Linked DNA regions of Homo sapiens: region 1 is linked to region 2. A link is a contact called in ENCODE Hi-C data. All regions are on one chromosome and are shown on one strand. Each heading gives the region's core, a stretch centred on a gene start or an enhancer-like site at or near the end of the contact. The rest is flanking DNA. Distances are from core to core; before and after follow the strand shown.

Region 1 (2,700 bases), core at 15-2,514, 3.5 Mb before region 2:
AGCCTACACATCCAGGAAGACTTGTAACAAGCGAAGAAAGAAAACATTTGCAATATTCTGAGATGGTTGTGTTCCATGCTGCTCTCCAGTCACTGAGAGGCATGGGTAAGACATGCAACCTTTAGAGCAATGAGGCCACAGCTTTGCATCTCAACAAGTGTTCTGTATGAAGGACCCATGCATGGCTTTCCCATTTCTGCCTGGAGACCCAAAAGGGGTGGCACAATTTGTCCTCCACTGTCTCATCCATTTTCCAGGCTGAATAATCTGACAAGCAATAGAATTCAGCTTGAGGAGCCCAGAGTGCTCGGTATCAAACCAAGGAACAGCCACCTCACCATCTGCAAAGACACGCCAGCCTCAACCTTCACTTCCATGCCCAGCACAGGAACACAGAGGAGGCCCAGGCGAAAGTGAGCATGGCTGGGGCCTGGCTACCCATGTATTTGGCAGAATGACTAAGATGCCCGGGGAATTAACTGGTGAGCCATCACATTCAGTGAGCACACATGCTCCATCAGCTATGCCAAGTGGCTTTCTCTAGGAGAGCCGCCTGTGGAAGCCACCCAGAATACCCCTCCTACTCTTGGGCATGGATGAGTGCCTGGGCTCCAGTGAGAAAAGTAGCTGAAGGCCTGGGACAGGTGTCCAATCTGTCGAGTCTCATCCTGACAGACACCTGGCCCGACCTTCTTCTGCTAGAAGGGTCAACAATCTATGGATGCCTGTTGGACCTGGGTGCTTTTGATCCAAGCTTTTGTCCCTTCCCCAAGAAACAGTGTGTTCCCTATTTACAAGCGTAGTGCTCACAAGCAGGCAGCCTGGTCTCCTTAGGAGGCTTGTGCAAATTCAGAGAAGTAATCAGCAGTGGCCTACAAGCAGGCCCATGCACTCACACACCCCTCCCCCATACCCCTTCACATTGCCCCCAGTGCGACCTATCCCCACCATGCCACAGCCCCAAGGGTGGGATTTCTTGAGGATAGGCTCCTCTGGCTCACTGGGACCCCTGCCCAGAGAGGAATCCAGAGGGAAGGAGGGAGGCAGAGAGCCTTTCGCATGTTGCAGGTTTCCCCAAAGAGACCATGTAGGTGGGGAGTCCTGCTGTAGATGAGGTGAGCGCTCCTTGGCCGGTTTCTTTCTTTCTTTCTTTTCTTTTTGTTTTGTTTTGTTTTGTTGGAAGCAAAAGGAGAAAGAGAAAAGCAAGGGAAATAAGTGACTGCCATTTCTGGAGCCACACTGCCATCCAGCGGCAGTTGTTTCTGAACACGACCGGCTGCAGGGATACTTGCCTTCTGACAGGCACAGACTTCAGCGAGAATATGTCGGGCTGGGTGGACTCTGACTAAGCCAGAGTTTCCCCCATCGCGGTTTTAAACCTTTGAAGGAAGTGTGCCTGCCATTTGGACCCCACGGAGAAGCAGCTAATCTAGAGGCCCAGGGACAGAGCAGCCAGGCAGCCCCAAGACCAGTCAGTCCAGAGTGCGGAGGTGCCCTGGCAGCCATCTTGAGGTGGGCTTAAGGGAAGCCACTGACTACTGACGGCCGAGACTGGGGTCGTTTACACTGGTCTCTTTTGTGGGGAGTTCTGGGGTGCCCTTGCCTGGAATCACGCTGGGGCCAGAGGTCCCCTATCCTCCCAGTGAACCAAGGAGCTGTGGGGTGCTGTGGGCGGGACGACTCCTGCCCGGCAATTCCTGGAGATGGCCAGGGGAACCCATGGAGGGCCGCCCCTTCCTGCCCTTTTTTCGGAGAGGGCTGTGGAGCCCGGGTGCCATCCTGGTAATGAGCAAGGGCAAAGGGCCAGCCAGGAGTTCCTCTCTCGTCCAGCTTCAGCCTGGGGGCCCCACACCGCCACCATCTCTTTCGTGCTCCTGGGATTTCTCCAGCACTCATGCCCAGCTGCCTCCAGTTTCCAGAAACAGATTCCGCTCGATGGCACTATGGCTCTACAAAGGCCAACTACAAGCTTAACCCTGCCCCTCCAATCCGACGGCCTCCACCCTTTCCAATGTGAAAAAAAGAAAAGGGAAAGAGAAACAAAAAAAAGACAGGGAGGATAAAAAGGAGCCAGCCACCTGGTCTCAGGTTGACCACCAAACTTAAGGGACCCTACGACCTAGGACCAGTAGGCAGGAGACACTGCGGAAATCCTCTTTATGCCGCCAGCCTTTGCTTTTCCTTTGGCCCTCTCCAGGTTTCATGGCTCATGCTCATGCAGAAAAATAGAAGACAAATGATACATAATCATGGCCACTGGGAAACCACAGGAAGACTGGGATCATGGGGCTGCCGCCCCAGGACAAGGTGCTGGTCACCCAGCTGAATTACCCAAGGTTTTGCTGCAGGACTGGTGGTTCTCCCAAAGCCTGGAGCTCCAGATAGAGTTTACCACCTTGGGCTGGCACATGGAGGTCACCAAAATGAGCGAACAGCTCAACAGGCAGTCACAGGGCGTGTGGCAGGAATCTCCCTCAGAGGGGATACTCAGCAACTGACTGAAGTCTGACTCTGTGCAGGCTGTCCTGGCTTTCACATGGGGTGGGGGGGAGGGGTGACATGAGGGTGGCTTAGGGGAACTGGGGAAGGCCACCACGCAACACAGATTCCCATGGCATCACAGAGGGCCAAGGGTCCCAAGGGGACTGTCTGCCTCTACCCAAGGTGTGGTCCCTTTTTAAGCAGGTTGACCCAGGAGGC
Region 2 (2,700 bases), core at 166-2,665:
GACCCCTGCTCTAGGCAGGCTCCCTCTCACCATCACCCCCTGAATTTTGGCCATGGTCTCCTAGTAGATTGCCCCTCCTGCTCTCTCTCCATCAAGCCTCTGATGAGGTGCAGCCAGACCATGTTCTGCAGTCCAGCTCCAGTAGTTTCACTCTCTCTTTGGCCTGAGAACTCCTCCGCCTGCCCTGCATGGTCTTCTTAGGATCTGTCCCCAGTTTGCCTTTTTCCTCTCGTCTTTGTACAGACTATGCTCCAGCCAGGCTGACCCGTGTGCCCCCCTGGTTAGCCCACTCAGGCCTTCTGCTAGCCTCTAGGTCTTTGCTCATGTTGTTCCCTTCTCTTGGGCTGCTGTACCCAGTTCCCAGGCTGGACTCAGCTGTTACCTCTCCTATGTCTGTTTGCTGGTGTCTCTGATGTTTGGTCTATCCTTGACCCTCTCAATGAGCACATTGCCCCTTTTTATTCCTTCATGGTTGTTTACATCTCATGTCCCCTCTGTTAGACTGAGACCCCCTTCAGATTTACATTTAACTGACATATACTGAGTGCATTTTGTGTGTCAGGTTCTGTGTTAGGTGCTGTGGGCATGAGTGAAGGAGCTAAAAGCTTGGAAACACATAGCACAGCACATAGTAGCTGCTTAATAAATACTGAGTAGATAAATGAATGTCTGATTGAGTCCTGCTGAACTAATAGCCAAAGGTACCTAATTTTTTCTTCCTTCCAGGACTCCTGTAGTAAGAAATGACAACTTCAGAATTCTCTTGGGGTAGGCACAGTAGCTCCCAGCACTTTGGGAGGTCAAGGCGGGAGGATCACTTGTGCCAGGGAGGTTGAGGTTACAGTGAACTATGATTGTGCCACTGCACTCCAGCCTGGGCAACAAATTGAGATCCCATCCCTAAGGAAAAATAAATTCTTTTGGCTTTTCTGTGGCTTTTTTCTCATGCTCCCTGGAGCCATTTTGGCCTTTGCTGTCTCTTCTCACGCTCACCAGCCTTCCGATTCATAGAATGTCAAGGTAGCAGACTTGGACGAGACTTTGGAGACATTTAGACCAATCTGCTGATCATTATCTCTCCCTGCCATGTCAGGCTGTGGTCCTGACCCTCGATGCCAAGTCTTCTGTTCTGAAAGGAGCAAAGAGGCCTGCACAGGACCTGTGTGCAGTTCACTCAGCCCAGTGGGAAGTTGCTTATTTATCCATCAAACCTTTCTTGAGCTCAGACCCTGAGCTGGACATGGTATCTCAGGGTTGACATAAGACTTGGCCCCTCTGCCTCACTCACTGCAGTGTTCCCTGGCAGGATCATAAACATTGGTCATGGGGAAGAATGCTTAGTAAGTGACTTACTTCCTCTTTTGGGGAAGCTCGTTTAGGGCAACATAATTTGCCAGTTACTATAACTTCCTCATGGTATTTGGTTTCTCTCCAAGCCTGCCTGTTGGAAGCATTTACACGGGGAAGCCCATTCCCCAGTGCTTAGTAGCTGAAGCTCTCTGGGACCTTAGCATTCAGAGAAAGTGTGGTGCCATGGAAGGACTTTGTGTAACTCTAGGCAAATCACTTCACTTTCAGAGCCTCAGTTTTCTCAAGTAGTAAATAGGAATAAAACTGTATTTTCTGATGCATGAGATTCATGTTGCCAGCCCCCTACCTCCCTCAAAAAAATTGTATCAGAAAATTTCCTGGCTGCCTGGCATACCGTACATCAAGGTCCTGATCAGGCTGGAAAGCTGAGAATGGAAAATAATACATGAGACTGCCCTGCCCCCTAGAGGCGGAATGTGGCAAACACACAACAATGCAAAGACCGATGCATCGCATCCCTTTCAAAACAAAGATGACAAGCCAGAGCTACACGGCTGATCAGGATTATTCCTCCAACATTTTAGATGTAAATGTATCACTATCATCACCTAATAGGTACCATTTCACTAATGTTTCACTAGTGCATTTCGTTGGAGCGATGTGATTTTTATACCTTTTTAAAGGAGTGATAGGACTGCATATCCAGGCCCTGTGATTTCCTGCTGGATTCCAGGATACAGCATACTGCATTCACCTGAATAAAACCAATATTTTCCTTCATATAACCACTTTAGAATTATTGTCATTATATCTGTGATGAAAAGTACCTAACTTGGCTCTTCCCCCACATTTTCTTATAAATCTGAGAGGCATCTCTCACAACTGTATATCTGATATGCCAGCCAATTCATAAACAACCCATCTCATTGTGATGGTTGTGAAAATTAAATAAGATGACGTAGGTGAAGCGCTGAGCACACAGTATGTGTTTACTCAGCGATAGCCATTATTATTAATAATAACTCTGTAAAGCTCTGTGCTGTGGGAGGACAGGAGGAGAAACCATGTGGCAGCTCACCACATTTCAGAGAGAGAGGTCAGTCCAGTGAACATTGCATGCCAGGATGTGCCATGCCTTGTGCCATCACAGGCAGAGAATTCTATGATTAGTATATAGTTCCTGGCTTCAAGGTGCTCATAATTGGGTGGAGAAGGTGGTGGTGGAAATAGACGATTGCAGTGTGCTATCCAGTGTGTCATGCCAGAGGGGAGCACAGGGGGCCACAGGTGCTCAAAGGAGAGACATCACCCTGGACTGTCAGGGAAGGCTTACTGGAGGAGGTGATACCTGAGCTGAGGCTTGGAGGATGAGTTTGAGTTAGCTAGGTG

What was found. A loop is a pair of places that touch in the nucleus more often than their neighbours do. Pooled maps may share reads with other maps.
Region 1: a loop to region 2 is called in a pooled map, with 3 times the contacts of the local background. The contact joins two enhancer-like sites. A Hi-C loop is called at or near these places in 1 of 168 maps with a recorded cell type or tissue (psoas muscle) and 6 of 50 pooled maps.

What each region holds. Positions count from the first base shown.
Region 1 is chrX:56,802,280-56,804,979 of GRCh38, reverse strand. All of the region lies in intron 2 of NBDY (negative regulator of P-body association), which reads right to left. Among named protein-coding and RNA genes, the nearest start is that of NBDY, 74 kb to the right of the region's middle. RefSeq lists an enhancer at 1,398-1,537. Within about 2 kb of position 1,264, at least 18 of the 41 ENCODE cell types and tissues checked have a DNase peak (open chromatin) inside an H3K27ac peak, as active enhancers do.
Region 2 is chrX:53,312,211-53,314,910 of GRCh38, reverse strand. All of the region lies in intron 1 of IQSEC2 (IQ motif and Sec7 domain ArfGEF 2), which reads left to right. Among named protein-coding and RNA genes, the nearest start is that of IQSEC2, 7.8 kb to the left of the region's middle. Within about 2 kb of position 1,415, at least 4 of the 41 ENCODE cell types and tissues checked have a DNase peak (open chromatin) inside an H3K27ac peak, as active enhancers do.